Linked DNA regions of Mus musculus: region 1 is linked to region 2. A link is a loop called in an ENCODE intact Hi-C map of the cell type or tissue named here. Cell type or tissue: heart. All regions are shown on one strand. Each heading gives the region's core, and the rest is flanking DNA. Links, peaks and the distances in the headings are about the cores only.

The links. Hi-C counts contacts between places; a loop is a spot of excess contacts. Peaks named below come from ENCODE experiments on the same cell type or tissue, not always from the same donor. Only the 100,000 strongest peaks of a DNase experiment are listed, where the experiment ranks them.
Region 1: a loop joins it to region 2, with 7 times the contacts of the local background. A loop is called at or near these places in 1 of 42 quality-filtered maps.

The regions. Positions count from the first base shown.
Region 1 is chrX:73,944,402-73,952,401 of GRCm38, reverse strand. It overlaps Hcfc1 (host cell factor C1), which reads left to right. Exons shown (of 26, transcript NM_008224.4): 13 at 10-229; 14 at 334-476; 15 at 610-748; 16 at 939-1,159; 17 at 1,701-3,204; 18 at 3,337-3,500; 19 at 4,116-4,560; 20 at 4,888-5,211; 21 at 5,352-5,467; 22 at 5,555-5,692; 23 at 6,093-6,278; 24 at 6,969-7,269; 25 at 7,693-7,756; 26 at 7,925-8,000. The coding sequence ends at 7,964. Among named protein-coding and RNA genes, the nearest start is that of Renbp, 18 kb to the right of the region's middle. In heart, for the core only: CTCF peaks have their summits at 3,565 (motif pointing right) and 5,664; a DNase peak (open chromatin) is centred at 3,561.
Region 2 is chrX:73,005,035-73,021,238 of GRCm38, reverse strand. Zfp185 (zinc finger protein 185) reads right to left here. Exons shown (of 19, transcript NM_009549.3): 13 at 8,611-8,799; 14 at 5,390-5,500; 15 at 4,464-4,544; 16 at 2,797-2,865; 17 at 269-371. Among named protein-coding and RNA genes, the nearest start is that of Mir2137, 21 kb to the right of the region's middle. In heart, for the core only: a CTCF peak has its summit at 12,915 (motif pointing left); a DNase peak (open chromatin) is centred at 12,938; H3K4me3 peaks cover 715 bases; H3K27ac peaks cover 581 bases.

The DNA.
Region 1 (8,000 bases), core at 1-8,000, 940 kb before region 2:
CCTTTTTAGACCAAAGGACCCCTGCCAGCGGGGACTATCCTGAAGCTGGTGACATCAGCAGATGGCAAGCCCACAACCATCATTACCACCACACAGGCTAGTGGGGCAGGGACCAAGCCCACTATCCTGGGCATCAGTAGTGTTTCTCCCAGCACCACCAAACCTGGCACAACTACCATTATTAAGACCATTCCTATGTCGGCCATTATCACCCAGGCAGGTGCCACAGGTAAACAGGCAGCTTTCAAAAGGCCTTTGCTGGTTTGCTGGTGAGTATAAATCAAAAAGATAAGTCCTCACAGCTTATTTTCTCTGAATCCTTCCCCAATGCAGGTGTTACCAGCAGTCCTGGCATTAAGTCCCCAATTACAATTATCACCACCAAAGTGATGACTTCAGGAACAGGAGCGCCTGCTAAAATCATCACTGCTGTCCCCAAGATTGCTACTGGCCATGGGCAACAAGGAGTGACCCAGGTGAGGCACACATGACCCCTCTTCACTTCAGTCTAGCATAGACCACATGTGTCATCCTAACAGGTCTGAGAGGGGCAGCACAGTCCATTCAGCCTGAAAGTGACATTGGTGGCACTTTGCTCTGCTGTTCCAGGTGGTGCTAAAGGGGGCCCCTGGACAACCAGGCACCATCCTCCGTACTGTGCCTATGGGCGGCGTTCGCCTGGTCACCCCTGTCACCGTCTCTGCTGTCAAGCCAGCTGTCACCACATTGGTTGTGAAGGGTACCACAGGTGTGTAGCCTGCAGGCCAGGTCCTCAGCAATGGCTGGGGGAGGATAACAGGTCCTCTCTCCAGAGCCTTCTGTCCTTGGTGGCTACATGGCAGGGCTCCCATTCCCTAGCCCTCGAGAGAGAGACAGGCTGCTAGATAGAAAGTGGTAGCAATAGGCCTCATTCTGCCTTTGCCTTTCCCTCCATTTAGGTGTTACAACGCTAGGCACAGTGACAGGCACTGTCTCCACCAGCCTGGCCGGAGCTGGGGCACATAGCACCAGTGCTTCCCTGGCTACACCTATCACTACCTTGGGCACTATTGCTACGCTCTCAAGCCAGGTGATCAACCCTACTGCTATCACAGTGTCAGCTGCACAGACTACACTAACAGCTGCTGGTGGGCTTACCACACCCACAATCACAATGCAGGTAAGTGGGTCCTAAGGGTGTACCACCATACACAGCAGCACTCCCACATGAAAGTAGGGGGCATTTTAGCCTTTCTCCCCTTTCCAGATTCAGTTCTATAGACCTATATAATTATGACAGCTTTTCTGCACATGGTGTGATCTCTGTCTCAGTCTTTCCTGGTGACACATTTGAGCTATGTCCAGTTTGCAGACACTAGGATCTCATAATGTACATACAGTATTTGTTCTCTTGTCATCTTTTCTTCTTAACTGGACAAGAAGTGGTAAGGGAACTTATTTTACTGGCCTTTGTACACTGTCTGGAAAAAGGCTTGACTATCGTACAACTCCTCCTGCCCCAGCTCTGCCTCATTGTCCCTTCATCCTCGGCTCTAAGTAAGTCATTGTTTTGAGATCACGGGCCAAACTTTTCTTAGATTTGCCTTGGATAGTTAACAGAGTTGGTGGTCCCAGTCAACATGGGCGAGCATAGGATAGTAGGAGAGGTAAATGCAAAATCACATAGTCCAGGCACTAACTCCTCTGTTCTCTTTCCCCAGCCTGTCTCCCAGCCTACCCAGGTCACTCTGATTACAGCACCCAGTGGGGTTGAAGCACAGCCTGTACATGACCTTCCTGTATCCATTTTGGCCTCACCTACTACAGAGCAGCCCACAGCAACAGTCACCATCGCTGACTCAGGCCAGGGTGATGTGCAGCCCGGCACTGTGACACTGGTGTGTTCCAACCCACCCTGTGAAACCCATGAAACAGGCACCACCAACACAGCTACCACCACTGTTGTGGCTAACCTTGGGGGACATCCTCAACCTACCCAGGTGCAGTTTGTTTGTGACAGACAGGAGACAGCTGCTTCACTTGTGACCTCAGCTGTAGGACAACAGAATGGTAATGTGGTCCGTGTCTGTTCAAACCCCCCCTGTGAGACCCATGAGACGGGCACTACCAACACTGCCACAACAGCCACCTCCAACATGGCTGGGCAGCATGGCTGCTCGAACCCCCCCTGTGAGACTCATGAGACAGGCACCACCAGCACTGCCACTACAGCAATGTCCAGCATGGGCACTGGGCAGCAGCGAGACACTCGTCGTACCACTAACACCCCCACTGTAGTGCGGATCACTGTGGCTCCTGGGGCATTGGAGAGAGTCCAGGGTACCGTGAAGCCTCAGTGCCAAACCCAGCAGACCAACATGACCACCACCACCATGACTGTGCAGGCCACTGGAGCTCCATGCTCAGCTGGCCCCCTGCTTAGGCCAAGTGTGGCACTGGAGTCTGGGAGCCACAGCCCTGCCTTTGTGCAACTAGCCCTTCCAAGTGTCAGAGTTGGGCTAAGTGGCCCCAGCAGCAAGGACATGCCCACAGGGCGCCAACCAGAGACATATCATACTTACACAACTAATACCCCAACCACAACCCGCTCTATCATGGTTGCTGGGGAGCTTGGTGCAGCTCGGGTGGTCCCCACATCTACATATGAGAGCCTCCAGGCAAGCTCTCCTAGCAGCACCATGACTATGACAGCCCTAGAGGCACTGCTGTGCCCTTCGGCTACTGTCACCCAAGTCTGCTCCAACCCGCCATGTGAGACCCATGAGACGGGTACCACCAACACCGCCACTACCTCCAATGCGGGCAGTGCTCAGCGAGTATGCTCCAACCCGCCTTGTGAGACTCATGAGACGGGCACCACACACACAGCTACCACTGCCACATCAAATGGAGGTGCAGGCCAGCCTGAGGGTGGACAACAGCCTGCCAGTGGCCATCCCTGCGAGACACACCAGACCACTTCCACTGGCACCACTATGTCAGTCAGTGTGGGTACCCTGATTCCTGATGCTACTTCCTCTCATGGAACCCTGGAGTCGGGCTTAGAGGTGGTAGCAGTGCCCACTGTCACCTCCCAGGCTGGTTCCACATTGCTGGCCTCTTTCCCAACACAGAGGGTATGCTCCAACCCTCCTTGCGAGACCCACGAGACAGGTACCACGCACACAGCCACCACTGTCACCTCTAACATGAGCTCAAACCAAGGTAAGTAGAAGTGTCCGGTAGAGGAGGTACAGATAGTCTATTTTTGCGCGGGGGGGGGGGGGTGAATCCTAGGAAACCTGTGGTGGTAAAAGCAAAGAGAGTCAACTGATCTCCCCTTTGACACACCCACAGACCCTCCACCAGCTGCCAGTGACCAAGGAGAGGTGGCAAGCACCCAAGGTGACAGCACAAATATCACCAGTGCCAGTGCTATCACTACAAGTGTGTCTTCTACATTGCCACGAGCAGTGACCACTGTGACACAGTCTACACCAGTCCCTGGTCCCTCTGTGCCGGTAAGCCTCACCCCAAAGGATCCTTTCTGTGGCCTTTTGCCCACTTTCATCTGTGCTGTCCATAAATGGACACTAGATGTCGCCCTTGTTCCAGAATGGTATTGTTCCTTGGTTGTTCTTCTAGACCATAAAAGGGCAATCTTGGTGCCTGGGAGGCAGGAGGCAAACAGTCCCTTAGAGGAGCGTTGGTACTTTATCTCCACTGTTGGTTTCCTTCTTTGCTGTTCCCCATCATTTGTCTCTACAGTGAAGTCTTCTGGGCATGAGTGGAAACTTGACCCAGGGGCTTTCCTCTTGTCACACCCTTGCTGATGCTTCTTGACTCACATTCCTCATTTACATTTACCCAAGATAAATGTTGTGGGTGATACCATAGGCCTACAGGGACAAAACAAAGGCTATCTTGTTTTTCTGCCCCACTGCCTGGTTCTAGCCTTTGTCTCCTCCCCTCTCCCTCTGACGGGGGCTTCTCTCCCTTTCTAGAACATCTCATCATTGACTGAGACTACCCCAGGGGCTCTGAATTCCGAAGTCCCCATCCCAGCCACGATAACAGTGACCATAGCCAACACAGAAACTTCTGACATGCCCTTCTCTGCTGTTGACATCCTGCAGCCCCCAGAGGAACTCCAGGTCTCACCAGGGCCTCGCCAGCAGCTGCCTCCACGGCAACTCCTGCAGTCTGCCTCCACACCCCTGATGGGGGAGTCTACTGAGGTCCTGTCAGCCTCCCAGACCCCTGAGCTCCAGGCCGCCGTGGATCTGAGCAGCACTGGGGACCCATCTTCAGGCCAGGAGCCTACCACCTCTGCTGTCGTGGCCACTGTGGTGGTCCAACCACCCCCACCCACACAGTCTGAAGTAGACCAGTTATCACTTCCCCAAGAGCTGATGGCTGAAGCCCAGGCGGGCACCACAACCCTTATGGTAACAGGGCTCACTCCAGAGGAGCTGGCAGTGACTGCTGCTGCTGAAGCAGCTGCTCAAGCTGCAGCCACTGAAGAAGCCCAAGCCTTGGCCATCCAGGCTGTGCTCCAGGCCGCACAGCAGGCTGTCATGGGTAGGTATCAGCTGGCAGATTTGAGGGATAGGCCCCTTAGGATGAGTGACAGACAGCCTTACAGAGAGGGCTAAGGCACCATTTGGGGGCTACTTGAGATCTGCTTCCTGTGAGGGTGTACAATGTAACTCAAGAGAGTCAAGAGAGGCTTATGTAGAACGAGTAGTCCAGGGAGGAGACATGGGACCTAGTGGTGAGGGGTATAATAAGGTGTGGGCAGGATAAAAATGCTTAGGGAAACGAAATCTCGGGGACGCCATTGCTGCCCATTGGGCTAGGCACACTTGTGTTCCTTTTTGAATAGTAGTTTTCTTGGTCCTGGAGCAGGCACTGGGGAGCCCATGGATACATCTGAAGCAGCAGCAGCAGTGACACAAGCAGAACTGGGTCACCTTTCAGCTGAAGGCCAAGAGGGTCAGGCTACCACCATACCCATTGTGTTGACACAGCAGGAGCTTGCAGCCCTGGTGCAGCAGCAGCAGCAGCTCCAGGAGGCTCAAGCTCAAGCCCAGCAACAGCACCATCTTCCCACTGAGGCTCTGGCCCCAGCTGACAGTCTCAATGACCCATCCATCGAGAGCAACTGCCTCAACGAGTTAGCTAGTGCTGTCCCAAGCACCGTGGCTTTGCTACCCTCAACAGCTACCGAGAGTAAGCTGGGCTGCTTTTTGGCAGGGGTAAATCATTAATAGAGTTGAACGGATGGGAGGTGAACACAGTGTAACAAAGTGGCGTGGAGGTTCTGCCTCAAAACAGTACCTTCTCCCAGCTGATACTTTGTTTCTTTCCAGGCCTGGCTCCATCTAACACATTTGTGGCTCCCCAGCCTGTTGTAGCTAGTCCAGCAAAGATGCAGGCTGCAGCTACCCTTACTGAAGTGGCCAATGGCATTGAGTCCCTGGGTGTGGTGAGTCTGGGTCACTGGCCCTAGGAGATAGGGCAGCACTGCCTTTGGGCCACAAGGGCTTGATATTATCTCATTTCTGTTCCCCAGAAACCGGACTTGCCACCCCCACCCAGCAAAGCCCCTGTGAAAAAGGAGAACCAGTGGTTTGATGTGGGGGTCATTAAGGGTACCAGTGTAATGGTGACACACTATTTTCTGCCACCAGATGATGCTGTTCAGTCAGATGTAAGTATTGCCCAGTAACTGGTACCCTTGGATAGTGGGGTGGAACCTGCTGTGCCTGTGAGAGTTTGTCATAAAAACAAACTTTAGTTTCCCTGCCTTGTGAGAGGAGCTCACAGAACTCCATCTTTGCCACTTGAAAAGTTAGGAAGTACAAGTAAGAAAGTCAAACTGATCCTTTTCTAACAGCACCAAGCCCCAGTTAACCTTACCATGTCCCTAGGGCCTCGCTATAAAAGAGACAGCCATGACTGAACTTTCTTTTGGTCCCATGTTACTCTAGGACATTGGCCATCCTAGACAAGCACTCTAGAACTGAACTGCCCCCTCGTCCAGAGTATTCTTTGTGACTGTAGGCCTCAAGCCATTTTCTTCTTTACTAATTTTCCACCTCTTGCCTTAGGATGACTCAGGCACGGTCCCAGACTATAACCAGCTAAAGAAGCAGGAGCTACAGCCAGGCACGGCTTACAAATTTCGAGTTGCTGGAATCAATGCTTGTGGCCGGGGACCCTTCAGTGAGATCTCAGCCTTTAAGACTTGTCTGCCTGGGTTCCCAGGGGCTCCTTGTGCTATTAAAATCAGCAAGGTGAGACTTTCTATGGGCCATCTTTCTGTTTTCTGTTGGTCTGCTGTCTGCTCTAGGGTGGTACATATGAACAGAGCCAGGAGGTGACTGGACCAGGAGTATACCAGATAAGCTCAAGTAGCCTACATTCACCCTTAATAAACAAGATACATGCCAGGTGCTCCGTTGGTAAATGTTTTTGTCTAATCCTGAAGGTCCCAAGGAGACCTGGGTCTTGTTAGTCTATTTTCAGATGCAGAAACTGAGGCACCAAGAAGCTAAGTGACAAGTTATGGATTAGATGATGGGTTGGGGAGGGTGTTATAAAGGCTCTTTAAAGTCCTTTAATATTTGATGTGGGGTATCTGGGTTGTTTTGGGTTTTTTAAAATTTTTTATTACATTTGTATTTAGTTGGGGGGTGCATAGCTGTGACACGGTGCTCATTTGAAGGTCAGAGGAGGTCATGTGGGTCTTGGAAATTGAACTCAGTCATCAGGCTTGGTAGCAGGCATGTTTACCATACTGTTGAGCCATCTCACCGAACCCTGGAATAGCTGTTGGATTGGGGGAGGTTTTTTTTTTTTTTTTTAGGGATTATTAGCAGTTCTAATAAGCGTCTAGCCCTCTTGCTCTTGAGTACAGGCAGGGTGGGCTGTGAAGCCACAGTGGCTGAAGAAGACAAGGCTTGACTTTATGTCCTGGGTTCTAGAGCCCAGATGGTGCTCACCTCACCTGGGAGCCACCGTCTGTGACCTCCGGCAAGATCATCGAGTACTCTGTGTACCTGGCCATCCAGAGCTCACAGGCCAGTGGTGAGCCAAAGAGCTCCACCCCAGCCCAGCTGGCCTTCATGCGAGTGTACTGTGGGCCTAGCCCTTCCTGCCTAGTGCAGTCCTCCAGCCTCTCCAACGCCCACATTGACTATACTACAAAGCCTGCCATCATCTTCCGCATTGCTGCCCGCAATGAAAAGGGCTACGGCCCTGCCACACAAGTGAGGTGGTTGCAAGGTAAGTGTTCACAAGCCTTTTGGGGCAATTTTTAGGGAAGGTATGGGAAAGCACTGAGTGGAACAAAGATACACCTAGCTAGACTAGGGATGCTTCAGACATTGGATGAGAGCATATAGGGTATTATAGAGGATGCTCTTGTGTTCTAGGGGTGCACAGAAGATACTCTAGGATGTCTAAAAGTAAAGGTTAGGAGGAGGGGCTTGAAGAAAGCAAAAGCTGTTAGGCTCAAGAACAACATGTCCTAAAGCCCTTAAAATGGGTAGCTGAGGCTAGGTCCCGGAAGGTATCTGTCTCAGGAGGGATATTGAGAGGCAGGAACTGAACCCGAAGGATGGCATGGGCAGTCAAGACTGTGAAAAGTGGGGTACACCCAAGTGCTTCTGCCTTTTGCCTGGCTGCTCACCATCCCATTCCTTTCAGAAACTAGTAAAGACAGCTCTGGCACCAAGCCGGCCAGCAAGCGGCCCATGTCGTCTCCAGAAATGTAAGTAATCTCTTTGAGGAATCTTTTGTGGGGAGTACTTAAGAGTGGAAGTAAGCTCCGTTTCTCATCAGCTGCTTGGGATTATATCTACACAAGGTCCTGAGTTGGTGTTTTTGTGATGCTCTTGGGACCCTCTATAATTATTTCTTCTCTTTTCTCTTATATAAGGAAATCTGCTCCAAAGAAGTCTAAGGCTGATGGTCAGTGAGGAAGCTGGCCAGCAACTGGATCCTCCAGACCCCTC
Region 2 (16,204 bases), core at 8,205-16,204:
CATCTGTTCACATGTTCACATGTGCCCTAGGAAAATTTAATCCAGTATCCTCTCATTCTTGCCATCCTATTCATTCCCGTTAGACCCCATCCCCACCCCTTTTTGCCTCCATTTTGTTATTAGCCATGTGGAACTGTCACCACTCCTCTGCAACTCGCAGTGCTGATGAGCCTCTGAGATTGTTTGCAGCTGTGAACAGAAATCCAGTTTCTTCTACACTTTCACACTCTTTGACGTCATCATCAGAATACTCACACCTCTTTCTTACCTTAAAACAATACTCATGGCAGCAGATGCCAAGATGTTCAAGGGTAATCTTCGGACAATCTTGGATCTCATGGCTACAGTAAGTACAGACCCCTTCGGTTGGTCTAGGAGATGGAAACAAGGACCAAGCAGTCAGGCTGGTTCCCACACTTCTGATATGATGCAGCAGATCTTTCTAGGTTTGCCAGTATTCCCAGATTTCCAATGTGTTCTGTGTTCTATAACTGGGAGCATAACCTATGCCAAAGTGGTTTTTCAACTTGTCACTATTCTCCTAAACCAGTCTTGACAGCCTCTTCTACATGCCTGGGACCATGGAGCTCACCCTTTCTTCTAGTTACTATCAAGGCCACCCATGATTAGTTGGATTGTATAGCCTACTCAGAACTCATGCTAAAGTCCTAGAAGATACTTCTTGATCAGTTGTATCCTCCGTTCCAAGATTCCTTTTACTTTTGAGAATCATCTCTGCTTTTCCTCCCTTTTCTTTTCTTCCCCCAACAAGAACTGCCGAAGCAGATTCTATTCTCTGATCCTACAGGCTTAAATTAGGAGTTCTATCTTCCAGAGATGTAGACGTGATTCAACAGAAGCCATGGTGTCACTAGTAACCAGGACCTAGCACTGCCATGGGCACTGATGTTTTATCCCTTTGTGGTGGTTTGAATGAAAATGCCTCCTCAAAGGCCCATAAGGGCGTGACACTATTAGGAGGCTTTGTTGGAGGAACTATGTCACTCGGGGTGGGCTTTGAGGTCTCAGATACTTAAGCCATGCCCAGTATCTCACTCTTTTCCTGCTGCCTGTGGATCCAGATGTAACTCTCAGCTACCTCTCCAGTACCATGTCTGCCTGCATGATGCTGTGATTCCTGCCATGATGATAATGGGCTAACCTTCTGAATCATAAGCTATCCCCAATTAAATGTTTCCCTTTATAAGAGTTGCCATGTTCATAGTGTCTCTTCAGAGCTATGGAAACCCTAAGACACCTTGCCATCCTGCTGCTGGCTTATAGCTGACTCTCTGGATGTAAGAATTGTCTGAGAATCCTCTTCTCAGTGCATCCCTGTTTCTCCTATGTTCTTTGTGTACACTTGTGCACAAGTGACTGGGCTTGTCCTTGGAGAGAATCCCAGTCCTGTAACCAAGCCCAGTGACGAATCAGTAATGTAGATTCTAATATTGGAACAATGGAGAGACAGAGAACCATGGTATTTGATCTGTCATGCTACTGGAATATGATATATGTCATTTGCTCCTATATAATTGTAGAATTCTCAGGCACCTGAGCAGTCCATGGTTTTTTACAAAGCTTGAGTGTATCCTCCAGAGAGTCATGTGTTAGAGGCTTTGTCCTTACTATGGCAATATGACATGTGGTAAGACTTTTAAGACGCAGGGCCTAGCAAGAGGTAAATAAGTCATTGTAGGTGCTTCCTTCTTTGTATGTTTTGTTTTTGAGACAAGGTCTCACTGTGTAGCCCTAGGTGGCCTGAAACTTGCTATGTAGTCCAAGCTGGCCTCAAATTTACAGAGATCCACCTGCCTTTGCCTCCTGAGTCCCAGGAATAAAGGCATGTGCCACCATACCCAGCCTTGGGCATTTTGGTAAAGTAGCATATACAGACTATGAAATTATCTGATAACATGACTTACCAAGTGATCTGTGACTGTCCAGAATTCAGTAATCTGGCATAATGGAAGGGACATCTGTCACCTTGCCTATATAGAAGCTCCTGTACTCGTTTGTGTTGGGGTAAATGGAGCACACTGTTAAGATTTGCTTCATCTTAACTTTCTCCCCAGTCTACCTGTGGCTTCTGAGTGTAAAGCACAGTAAGTTAGATCTCATAATAAGTGAGAAGACATATGGCAGGGGCGAGATCTCTATAACCTGTTAGTACTCAAGCCCCAGGATTCATTTCTGGCTCTGCCAGTAACTAATTTCCTGTAACTTATTCCTTCTCCCCTTTTTTCCTCACTGTAACCTGGGTAGATTCACTCTCTGATGCAGATTCTTTTCTTTCCTATTCCAAGAATTTAAAAATAACCTTTTTTTGTCCTTAAAACCATCCTTTTATTGCTGACATCTAGCGATCAGTTCCATGGCTCTAGGACATTGTGCATTCTTAGTTCCGTCTTCTTGATAATAAAACAAACAAACAAACAAAAACATTTTTCTCTACATACCAATCTCTTGTGTAGTTGTTTCTTTCAACATCTATTCAGAAGTGCAAGTTAGTCAAATGAATCATTAGATTCGACTCTGAAGAGTCTATCTTACTGACAAGAGCCTCCTTAGGCTCTCTTTCAGGCCCTATTTTTCATCTTGGTTTGCAGGCTTCAGTTGCCGTATATGTGACATCCCGATTGGGGTAGTAACACCTTATGCAGTGTTCCACTATATGACAGAATTGCAAACAGATCAAAAGCCTCAAAGCAGCAGAGAAAGACCCATGTGGAGGTCTGCCTTAGGACTCTCTCACCTACATAACTGGAAGACCTCTGTTCAAGAAAGCAGACATACCTCTCAGAAGGAGTACCTTCATGTGGGGCTTTCTTTGCCAGATCCAATGAGTCTTCAATGCTGCTGGGACTGCAAGAAGTGTAATGGAGAAGAGGGCACAACATGGGCCACATCATTATCATAGTCATACATAGAAGACACTTTTCTCATTAGCCTTGTGGCCACACACAATTAGAGATATGACTACACTGACAGTCATCACCATTGTGATCAGAAATCACTTTTGGTACAAAAGCTTGTGCTAAGGAGGCACATTTTTCTTGGTGAGGAGTTCTTTCATGGAGAATGAAGAAGACACTCTGGTAAGATTCTTGAGACTTATGTACCAGTGGGACCCTCAGTTCCTTTGACCAGCAGAAAAAAAGTAGAGTCTTACTACATATATTTGTGTATGGACTACTATGGGAACTTTTAGGAGCCTATACACTGAAGAAATCAGAATCTAGATATACTGCCTACTTTTATGACAACTTGATATAAGCAAGAATCATTTGAGAGATGAGAGCACTTGGGGGAAATGTCTCCATAAGATCAGCCTATAGAAAAGGCTGTAGGGAAGTTTCTTAACTAGTGATTGACATGGGAAGGCCTAGCCGATTTTGAATGGGGCCACTCCTGGGCTGGTTGTCTTAGCTTCTTTAAGAAAGCAGGCTGAACAAGCCATAAAGAGCAAGCCAGAGAGCAGCATCCCCCCCACAGCCTCTGCATCAGCTCCAGTGCCGCCTGGGCTGCTGCATCAGCTCCTGCCTTCAGTTTCAGAAAGCTGAGAACAATGCAGAGGATGGAGGCCTGGCTTGTGAGGTGCCAGAGAGCAGTCACAGGATCACTTAAAGACTCTATGGAGGCCTGGTATATTTTAAGAATCTGTGGTATTGATGAGCTGGGACAGACTGATTGGCTGTGAATAACAAGGAGCAAGCAGCACTCAAATGAAACGTTTCCTATACTGGGATAATCAATGCTGGTTGGCTGGAACTGATAATTTAGTGGGGATCACCAGCATCACGGAGGTGAAACCCTTTGTGAAGTATGCCCTCAGCATTAGCACTCAGAAACTCTGCTCCAGAGGTGCCCAAGGCTCCACCCTGTCCTGGCAGCTGAACTTGGTAGTCAGCCAGGTGGCACTAGATTTCATGGCATGGACTGGTAAGTCTGGAGGGCTTTGGGGGCTTGGTAGCATGTGACAGGACTGGAGACCCTGAAGAGAGGCTGGGAGAGGCTATTATTGGTTAAAGTACAGTCCAGTTGCAGCAAGAGACCCCAGTTGGCTTAACAGCAATATGTCTGTGTGTCACCCCCTGGTCCATTGTGCTGGCTAGTTTTATATCAACTTGACACAAACTAGAGTGTGAGTGGGTGGAATAGTACTGAAAAGTCTCGGAAGTAACTTCTTGCATAGCATCAGAAAGCAAACAGGGGTTCAGTGGGTCCATCTAGCATGAAAGAACATGGGGGCTAGATTTTCTATCCACCTAACTAGAAAGACAATCTGAAAATCCATAAATCATGCATTAGTAGGCAGCATTGCAGTATGCTGTCACTTACTGGAAGATTACCCAGTAGGTACTGTCCACTAAGTCCTGCTTGAGGTAGCAGGATGTAGGAACGAAGGCAGTACTGGGCCTAGTACAGGCTATGACAACAGATCAGCTGAAACCTGTTCTTACCTGTCACAGTGTGAAGACACTGGCTTCCCAGAAGACACTTCACTGGTATTCATGTACTCCTTCACGAAGAGAATCCCTTTGCTGTAGAAGGAGCACAGCAAAATAGCAATGTGTACTAGAAGATTCTAGAGGACTGGGCCTGGCCCACAGAGGAGAGTCAGTGCCCCTAGCCCGGCGTGAAGGAAATGCAGAAGCTCAATGAAGGCGTAGGGTAGAGGGGCAAGTGGGCTCCACAAGCCAGGCTGCAGGGGAAGCTGCAGACAGATGGCAGGCTGCTGATGCCATTGTACATGGACACTCATGCCTTCCCTGAAGCGGTCACCTGCTACACTTCCAACTCCATTATCAATCGGGTTCCAGGGGCCTACATTAACCTTAATCTATGTTTTGGAAAGCCTCTGCAAGCGTTAGAAACAAGGTTTGCTTCAGGCTGGCTCAGTGTAGCCCCACCCTTGACCCTCATTTCCATGTCCCAGCCCCCTGGCCTAATCAGCAGAGATCTTACACATACTGCTCACTCAGCGGAGTCCTTGAATTGCATCCCTTCTTGTAGGCTAAGGGTATTCAACAGTACAGGGAAAGCAGTGAAAGAGGGGTGGAGAGATCAGCCTGGCCTCCATGGCTTTCATACAGAGGGCAAAACCTCCCATTGGTTGTATCTGCTAGCTTTGTATGTTCCACGTCTTGTTGAGCTGAGAAGGAAAGCATGTTACAGTCCTGCCAATAGGCTTGGAGAATGTAAAATTTATACTTGAGGGACTAAGGACTATATTCTATCTGTGCATTTGCTACTGGGATGCTAGGAGCTGGAAAAGACATAAAAGAGAAAACAGCAGAGAAGGAAAGTGGTATCCTTTACTTGCAAGGAGATTATAAGGAAACCCCATGCTAAAGGACACCAAGACTTGCTAAATGGCCCTTCTTACATAGTTGAGCTGGAGTCCACCTTGCTTGAGACACCAGGAACACACAATTGAGATTGTTCAGAGGTGTCAGAGATGGTAACAGTGACCATGCAGCTTGAAGGGCTCATCAGCCTGAAAGAAACGAAAAAAGAGTAAGCATGTCTCTACTTCTTGATTCAAATAGAACTTTCTGCCCTAACCCCAAAGTTTGCAACTTCAAGACCTTTAAAAGCATGCCAGTGTTTTGGGAACAGTCGGTGCAAATCCCTTATCATTGCTCTTGAATGACTCATGCGTGAGACTGCCATTTTCCAATTTTTACTCTGAATTCTGGACTGCAGGCTAGGGTATTGGTGTTGGTAACTTGCCCGTCAGGTTACTGGGACTGTGGCAGCCAGGGTGGAGGAGCAGGGAAAAACAGTCTAGTTTGCTAGTTAAGAAATCAGACAAAACAATCTTTTTGTAGGACTAACTTCCTCACCCAATATCAAAGTCTGGAGAACTGCAGGCCATGGGCGGAGAGTAGATTATTGAGGAGGCAGTCACCCTGGCTGCGACACATGGCCCTGATCCAGGATGCTGACCCCCCTCCCTAGGTAGCTCACAAGTACAAAGACTGGAGTTTGGATCCCCAGAATATACATAAAAATCTAGGCAATGCAGCAGCCACTTATAACCCCAGCACTGCAGAGGTAGGCCCCGTGAAAGGATCCCCGGGGCAAGCTGGCTAGCTTAGTAGCAGAAATTAGCAAGCTCCAGGTTCAACAAGAGACCTGGTCTCAATAAAAATAAAATTATCAGATACCTGATGCCAATTTTGACCTACATACACGCACCAATACCCACCATGCACCTATACACGCATAAATGTACACATAGCGCACATATACCCACCCAAAACATTATTAAGGTGGAGACTGATAAAAATACCTGACCCTATCCTCTGGTCTCCACATACTCATACACATACATGGGTAAGCATGTCTCATACACATCACAGACACACAGATACACACACACAGACAGACAGACAGAGAGAGAGAGAGAGAGAGAGAGAGAGAACAGCAGCACTGAAGAGATAAAATTAAAAAAGAAAAAGAAGACCCCCAGACCTGCAATGTAGGTAGCAAGAGGCCTCCAGAGTTCTTCATACCCAGCGGGAAGGAAACATCCCAAGTTCTTCCCAATGATCTCCTCTCCCTGAGCTACAAAAGCCCACTTTCTGTTCCCCGGTTCCCCTTACTCCATTCCTGTCAACCTCAGGGTCCATCTTATGGGCCCTTCCTGGTTCCTTGTTTTTGTGTGGTCTTTCTTTCCAGCTGCTGCAGATCTTCCTCGTCAATAACACTTTGCCTGCGTCCCTCTATGTCATATTACAAGATAATTTTTCTTGGCTTATTACAAACAGAAAAACAGTGTGCGGAGTCTGCTGGTGAACAGTACGCTCTCTGGGCTCCAACTGTATCCTCATTCCTGCTAAGACTCTTGGAACTGAGATATGGAAAGGCAGAGGTGAGAACAAGACAGTGGCAGAAGAAGCCAGGAAGCCCAAGAAAGAAAGGAGTACTGGAGTGAAAACTTAAGGCTTCTTTAAAAAGTCAGTTATGTTGGAAGGTGTTTAGTTGGGGCAAACAAGGGAAGGAGTATTTTTTTTTTAATAGACACAGGTTAAAGACTAAGACAGAGGGTATGGGGGACTTTTGGGATAGCATTGGAAATGTAATTGAGGAAAATACGTAATAAATAAATAAATAAATAAATAAAGACTAAGACAGACTCGTAAGGGAATGTTTAGCTGAAGCAGACATAAGAGAAAGGCTGCTTTGGTAACCATATGCACGTATTGGTCTGTCTTACATTGTGTACTGGAGCTCTATTTGTTGGGAGAGAGAAACATAGTAAGAAGCTTTTGGTGGTGTGTTAGTTTTTTGTCACTTTTGTGTATTGGGTTGCTTGACAAAATGATGTCAACTGAGACAGACACATGTGCAAGACTGGTGCAGGACACGTGATGTTTAGAGGGCATATAAAAACAACTTAACAGACAGTGACAGAGTAAGTAAACTTGGCTTGTTTATACAACTAGTTGGATAACATTTGTTGGTCTTGTGTCTTGGTTCATTTTCGTTTTGTTGATAGAGACATAGTTGAGAAGTTTTCCTGGCATCTCTTTGGGTATCTCTTGACTTGAGCAGAGGCTGAGGCCTCGCTGTCTCTGTTCATTTGTGTTTCTTATTTCAACTCTATCAAATTAAACTGTTGGTCTATCTATAAAGTGTTTGTGAATGGACTGAACTATCATTATTAACCTATGAATTAAATTGTTGATTTTTAGACAATATAGACAAGAGTTGTTTTAAAGAACTTTTAAAAATAAATCTATTATTTTCAATATCCTTTCTTTCCCACTACCTCTGGTGGATGGTGGGCTAAAAGAGAGGCTAAAGTATTTAAAAACCATCATTAGAGTAAGCCGTAAAAAATGAAAGTTACAGAGTACGGAGGATTGCTGATTTAATCCTAGCCTCTAATGGATTTTATTTATAAATAAAAATTGACAGAATAGAACGGAGAACAATCATACTATAATTTGAGAAAATATTATATAAGCATCCTTGGTGTGAACAGGCCCTGCACTTCTGAGGCTAGGAGTCAGAAGGCTCACACGGTGGGAGGCCTGAGTTGCTCTCAGAAGAGTGGAAGGGGAAACACTATTTCCTACTGCTTTACCCCCTGGTCTTTTGGACTCTCACAGAAAACGTATGACCCTTGTTTCCTCAAACTCCTGCTGTTAGCCTATTTCAGTTGCCACACACGCCTAGGTCAGCACCACAGAGGTCAATTATTGACTCACTGGTGCCTTCTCTGGCCATCCTGGTAGTAGTAACAGTGAAAGAACTCATCCAACTGGCAGCTTTAGTGATGGCAATACTATAATAACCTCATTCATAGCAGGCTCTACTTTTCTCAGACCTTACAACCCCATGAATAGGGTTGTAAAACACCCCATATCCGTAACTCCAACCCACATCAGTTTTCCCACTTCAACTGGTTGGTGGATAACATGGTGCTCTCATTCAAATGACTCCAAGAGACCACCTGCACTCAAATCCTTCTGCTTTTTAGCCTCTCATAGCTGCGAAGAGAAATAGGCTTGTGCTGTAAGTGCCGTAAGTGTTTTTCCTAGATCGTGGCCCCTGACAGCTGCGACGGGGCAGTAAGAAGGTAGTGTGGGCTCTTACATGTTAGTACAGTCCTCGGCTTTGATTTGCTGCTCGGCTCCACTGGGGCTACCCTGTGGCTCTAGGATGCTGAGATCTGCAAGTTGCTGAGAAGCCACAGTTGGGTCACTTTGTCCATCTTGTAGGGTGCCAGGTATTTCCTTGATGATCTTGGGGGCTGCATTGTTCTCCTCACAAGAATCTGGAGTGCTGAGAAAGAATGAATATTGTATATCATATACAGAGAAGAGCAGAGGCTTGACCCTTGCTGACCTCTGGAATCTGAATGTTACTTCCCAAGGGCACTGGGAGACCCATCTCAAGAGGCAAGCAGCCCCCCAATTCCCAGAAAGCAAGCAGTTTTGAAAGTGTCCTAAGTTAAACCACCAACAATTGAGAAGATAAAGAAAATTGGAGAGTTGGGGTCAGGAGGTCTTGCACAAGCTCATGGCTTATGCCAAGCATGTTCCTGGTTTAGAGAAAGAGTTATGTTCCTTCTTCATGCACCAGTCCCTCAGGGATGTATCTATGCACTGGCTTCCAGACTGCTCTTATACCCTCCTCTCACTTGTCATCTATAAACTGACAACCCTCAGGTCTCTAGTCAGTGGTCAGATCTTAACTCAACTCTAACCTAGTGGGCTTCTTGTCACCTAGGTCTCCTACAGGCGCTTCAGAGTCAACATGGCCCAATGACCTTAATATTGTCACATCTGCACAGCATCTCCTCTAACTTCCTCATCCTCAGCTAGTTCCTTTCAACATCCAGCCTGTCACCCCAAACAGAAATATGGAAGCATCCCTGGGTACTACTTTTCCATCACTATTGTCTTTAGTTAAAGTCAGCAACCCTTGCAGCCTTATCAGGTCACTCTCAGTCTGAGCCGCAGGTTCGGTACAAGCCACCTGCCTCGTGCTGCTGTGCACCTCCCTGGCCTGACAGTCCTGCAACTCCTCTTGAACTCCTCTCCTAATTGAAAAGCATCGCTGGTCCTTCAGCTCTTCAGAATATAGTTTGCAGTCACCAGCTCATGAGTAAGTGACTGCTTAGTTTCCTTTCAGGGCTTCCTGGCAAGGGCACCAATTAGCTTTTCTTTCCTATAGTCACTCTAAATTTACACTCACTGTGATGGTTTGTATATGCTCAGCCCAGGGAGTGGCACTAGTAGGAGCTGTGGCCTTGTTGGAGTAGGTGTGTCACTGTGGGTGTGCGCTTTAAGACCCTCATCCTAGCTGCCTGGAAGTCAGTCTTCCACTATCAACCTTCAAATGAAGATGTAGAATTCTCAGTTCCTCTTGCACTGTGCCTGCCTGGATGCTGCCATGCTCCCACCTTGATGATAATGGGCTGAACTTCTGAACCTGTAAGCCAGCCCCAATTAAATGCTGTCCTTATAAGAGTTGCCTTGGTCATGGTGCCTGTTCACAGCAGTAAAACCCTAAGACACTCACCATATACCTCTCTTTGACGGGTCTCTGGTTTCCTCAATCTGCAATGCCTTCATTAGCATGTCGTTTGGGGGAAATCTTCCTTAGCCTTCAAACCTAAGTTCAACCTCACTCCCCCAAACACCACAGAACTTTCTCCTGCATCCGTAGGCTGTTCTTGTAAAAATTTATTTTAAAATGTTTTTGTTGTGTCTCTTATTGTACCTGGTACACTGTGTTATGTTACATAAGGACAATTTAAAACAAGCATTTTGTACACTGAACATATTTCCCCCATATACCTTGACTCTCATTTTACACACACCTCCAACTAATTCCCTTTGTTCCCCTAGATATTTCCATTTCTAATTTTATGTCATTGATTTTATGTACCCTTTAAAATCTCCGAACCACAAATGAGAGCGGAGGTTTGAAAATCTGCCCATACTTCACAGTTACCTTTCGTTACAGTCACAGTATCCATCATTCCCGTGCAGACACACACACACACACACACACACACACACACACACACAAACTGTCTTCACTCTCTCTTTTGCTTTCTTAAGCGTGGTCCTTCCTTGTCTTTTTCATTCCATTTCTCTCTTCCCCACAGTCCGTGTCACTCATGCTCCCTGTCATACTTTGACACCACCACTGGATAAAGAAAAGTAGTCCTCAGCAAACCTAGCAGCTTACCATGTACGCTCTGGGAAACAGACTTGCCTCTTGCCTCATGCACCAAGAAACATGCAGACTTCTTATGTTGATCACAGTCCCATTCCAACATCTCAAACCCGAGAAAGCAGTCAACACCGCCCCAGGACCAGGGTATCAACATTCTGAGCACATTCAGAGAACCCAGGCAGTGGCCTGGAGTAAGAAAAACAAGCTACCGCACTGACATAAACAGCTCGAGCTACATCTGAGGCCATCGAGGAGGGTATGTCTTCCTCAGTTTGTCTGCAATGTCCTCTCAAAGGTGGGGGCCACAGGAAAGACAGTAGAAGGTGTTGCACTCATCTCTCATCACTACTCCTGTCTCTTTATTTTATCATCTTAGAACCTCCCTGCAGTGCTCTGGGAACTCCTGAGGTAAGGACAGAATAAAAACCCATTATCAGTGACTACCATCCCTGGGAGGCTCTAAGCTGGCAGAACAAAAAGAATGTGCGATGGCCATGCTTTTCAGGGACTAGGTTGTAAAACTAATTGAAGTTTTCAGCCTCAGGTAAGAGGATACTAAACTCCTCTGCTGGTTCCAGCTCTGCCAGGAAGTAGTGCTGAGTAAACAGAGGCAAGGTTCTTCAGAAAGAGCCGCTCGGAGGCAGGGCAATATGGGGAAACCCTGGGCCTTGAAGCAGGGCAACTGCAGTTTCAGCTGTAACCTTTATAGGTCATGAAAAAGATATTGGTCAAACCCTCACAGGATGCCTTTCTGTGCACTATAACATCCTGAAGGGAGTATCTTAATTTCTTGCCACTCGGCCTCAGCTACTGCTAAACTGGAGTGGGGAGAGAGAAGGAGGCCCATAGGATGTGATATCTGTTGAATTCTCTGAAGCCTTCACAGACTCTGGTAGCTTAAGGCAACCACTGCCAATTTTTGACCTAACTACATACTGCACAAGAAGACAATGCCACTTTCTACGCAATGTAATCTGCTGCCTGACCACAGTTGCCAGCACTGAGTACATGTCTAACACTCACCTTCGTGTGTCAAATACAAACTAGAAAAAATCCACACTTGCAACACAACAAAGAAGAAAACAATCTAAGTCTTAGATTTAACATGTGATACCAAAACTTTGAAGGAAAAAGGTAAGACGGTGTGCTATCAAATGACTGAATAAACAACAAAAAAAAAAATTGGCAGAACTTTATCTATCTTGAAGGTTTTATAAAGGTAGCATTTGATTACTGAGGCTATGGAGCACTCACAAAAAGGGACCTATCATGACTGCCCTCCGAAGGACCCAACAAGCAGCTGAGTCAGATGCAGATATTTGCACCCAACCAATGGACAGAAGCAGCTGTCCCCTGTTGTTGAATTAGGGAAGGCTGAAAGAAGCTGAGGAGAAGAGCGATCCTGTAGGAGGACCAGCAAGTCTCAATTAATCTGGACCTCCAAGATCTCTCAGACACTGGACCACCAAACAGGCAACATACACCAGCTGATATGAGGCCCCCAACACACATACAGCAGAGAACTTCCAGGTCTGTGTTCATTCAGAGATGATGCACCTAACCCTCAAGAGACTGGAGGCCCCAGGGAGTTTAGAGCTCAGGTGGGGTGGGGTAGAGACATCCACGTGGAGACAGAGTGGGGTGGGGAGGAGGTATGGGATATGGAGCAGTTGGAGGGTGGATGGGGGGAGCAGGGAATGGAACATGGAGTGTAAAAAATAAATTAAAAGTAAAATAAAATAAAATAAAATAAAGAATAAATGTAGCATTTGATAATATTTTGTACACACTCCTCAGTGTCCTGCATGCTTTACATATGTAAACCCATTTAACTCTTTGAACTGTCTATGGTGGAAACTATTTCCATTATTGTTCATGTAAGAGCTGAGTGATCCAAGGGTCCCATAAAGTTACCTTGGGCTTAAATTCAAGCTCAAGAATCCCTGCATTTAGTCCACTTTGCACAATCAAATGAACACTGGGTAAAGCTCCTAAGGCTTCTGACATTTACATTAACTTTGTCACCTGGGTCTGTCCTCAAGCCCATCAACCACTGTTTATCAAAGGAAAGGGGACTATCCTTGGGTTTGGTCACTCCTAAGTAGGCTACTGTAGTCAACCGCCCTCTGACATTACTAGTAGGGGGATGGGTAACGGGAGTGCACTGGCGCAACAGGGACCATTTGTGATCCTCCAGCGCCATCTCGTGGCTGGAGCTAGCACTGCCTCAGGAGGAGCCCCTTAGAAGCTGGTCTCTGGAGCAGCCATTTTGTACTCTCCTTTCATAGCGGGCACCTCAGCCTGAGCTAGCGGCTGCAGGAAATGGCCGCGCGAGTAGGTGTATTCTTACCCTGGAGCTGGCTAGCTTACTCATGCGCATGCGCCCCCTCCCCCCTTCCCTCCCCGCCCCCCCCCCGCAGGAGCGATCCAAATCTGCCTGCGCAACAGAAATCTGCTGCAGTCACGGGTGCATGCGTCCGTATTCGTGGTGCCTGTCTGCGGCAGTCTGACTAGATCTATGCTGACACACTCCTCAGTGTGTGTGTGTTCCCCCAAGTGAACATAAGTTGCTAGAGCAAGGCTTGTCAATATTAATATTAACGTTTTTGTCTGGATAATAATACTGTGTGTGTTGAGAATGAGGCACTAATATCACCTGTCACTATAGGTCGTTTAGCAGCATCCATGATTTTTAGCCTTTAGAAGCCACCCTCGGTTGTGGCAACCCAAAAAATCTTCGGTTACTACTGTATGACGCAAGAGGGTAGGGGTGGGCAGGACAAACCTCTGATTGAGAGCTGCCATCTCCAGTGTATACTGGAGAAGAGAGGAAATTGAAATGCTTAAGAAAAACGCTGGAGACATACCTTCAGGAAATTAAACAAAAATCTCAAGAACTCTTGTTATTAATATTTCCCCAGATGAAGGGCTAGAAAGATGGTTCAGCAGTTAAGAGCAGTGTGTACTCTTTAGAAATCTTAAGTTTTATTACAAGCACCCACATACAGCTAGAAACAATCTCTAACTCTAGTCTCCGAGGATCCACTGTCCTCTCTCTACTGGCCACCACTGACGTGGCAAATGGGTGGTGTGCAAAAACATACATGTGCAGGCAAAACACTTATACATATAATTTTTTTAATTTAAATGGGAAAAAAAACAATCCAAACATAGCCAGTTATTAAACAGTGTCATCAGAAATGTTTGCTTTGATTTTTCAAACGGGTAAATATTAGAGCAATGTTACTATCTGGGCCTGAGCTCTGCAGTAGGGCAGATTTAGAGTTTATTCCTATTTGCTCATCACATGTGTGGACCCAAGTTTTCTCCTCTATCAAATTGCACAATCAGAAATCTTTCTTGGCTTGGGGAATAACACCAGATTAAGTACACCAGCTGGAAGGAGACATTAGCCTTCAAACACATTTCATCAACTAGCTTGCTCAAGTTTCTCAGAAGGTTTCTCCTTGAGGCTGTTCATTAGCTCTCAGCTACCACGGGTATGGTTTTGGATAAATCACTTAACCTGTTTGTTTCCCCATTTACCCATCTCACAGGGTTATTGAGGCAACTGTAAAGTACATAAAAACAACATACTGTAGCTATCATCAGCTATTATTTTCCTCAGTTCTAATCGTTAGTAAAATTTAAAAGAAAAAAAAAGGTGCATAACAAGGCCTGTAGCTTACAGATCCATTTTCCACACCACCTCCCAGCATATGATTTAATGTAAAAGGTGACTGTAGTGTGGTGTTAAAATTCAAATACCTATTCATCTTTAAGTCTATAAACCACAGCCGTTCTTCTTTGGATTAAAACCTGATAAAATTTCATTATATGGAACACGGCCCTGATCCAGTCTCCTCACTCATTAGTCTTCAACTACTCTATGCTTTGGAACATGTTAAATCCTAGGTCCTGATAAGAGATCCTGTCTCACAAAACACGATGTATGGTGCCTAAGGAATGACACTAGAAGTTGATCTCTGGTCTTGACACACATGCGCATACACAAACACACAGACACACATAAACACACACACACACACACACAGGAGCATACCCATGTGAACATACACACAGACATGCATACACATGTACACCCACATATACATACAAAATCAAACTTCAAACTAGTATAAGTGAGATAACTGTAACAGACTGCACTAAATCCTACAAATCTAGAAAGATACTTCATGTTATTTTGCAAATGAGTTTAAGGTTTAGCTTCATGTAAAACAAATGGAAGGATGATGCCAATGAACAGTCCAAAAGAAAGCCACCAGAGCCAGACTAGATCAGATGTCTTCTACAATAGCCAATAGCACTCTGAAACAGTTTGCAGCACTGTGGTACAGGAGAAAGAAAAGGCTGGATAGGGAGTCCCCACTGCCATGCAGAACTATAGGAGCTAGAGACAGGGGTTTCGGCTTAATTTCAAGGAAGTAGAGAGCCATTGAGAAGTTGAAAGAGGGGGATAAACACATTGTGGTTTATTTGGGAAAGATCTTTCTGATGCCTGCAAAGATAGCAAAAAGTTACATTAGTAGCAACTCAAAGAACCGAGTCCCTGGCCTAATGGCCTTTCCCAGACCTCTTCAAAACAGAGATTACCGAGGTGGGGCCTACTTTATCTGTCTCCAGGCACCCGCTGCAACTAGGTAGATTAGTGAGAAAATGAACCTGCTGCTGGGAGAACCAGCTGGGAAAGCACCTAGAAAAGTGTCCTCAAGGGATGGATCCACGTGGGGTGGACTTCAGGAGGTCATGAGGATGGGCTGGCCCTTCAGCAGTTTCAGCTCTCTTCAGACCAACAATAATAATAATAAAAAAAGTGACAGTTCTACCAATTCCAACATGGTTCCAAACTAAAACAGAGGCATCCCTGGAGACAAAGGCTACTTATGCAGATGAGTATGTGGGGAAGGCAGACTTTGTAAGAAGGCAGAGATTCCTCTATTATTAGGTCATTCATTAGTCTGTTATTGTTTTTTGTTTTTCTGCCTTCCCCACACATTCATTGTACCCGAGGCCATTCCTTGCTGAGGGATGGGCCTATAGCTATGAGTTAGGGACTTGGATTTGTTCTGCAGGAATTGGAGAGTCAATGATGGGGGTTCAGTAGTGGCTAAGTCTGGAGAAGAAGAAAATCCAACAAGAAGTAAAACATGCATGGGCAAAGGATGTGGTACTGGTAATGGCGGTGGGAAGCACTGGCATCTCACCTTTTTTTTTTTTTCCTGCACCAATGCCTGTTTCAGCACGTTCATTAGGCTGTGACCTCGTGTAATTTAGATGACTTGGGAGCAGAAATCTTTGCCTCTCTAAATTATTGTGATCAGAGCCAATCCAAGTTCCAGTGGACTCTAGGCAAACATTGCTATTCAGATTTAACAGCTTTCAAACAAGAATGGAAACAAAAGGTGAAAACTCAGAGGGAGGTAGCCACATTGATGGTCAATGGTCACTAGAGCAAGACACGAGGAATTCTGGGCTGCTA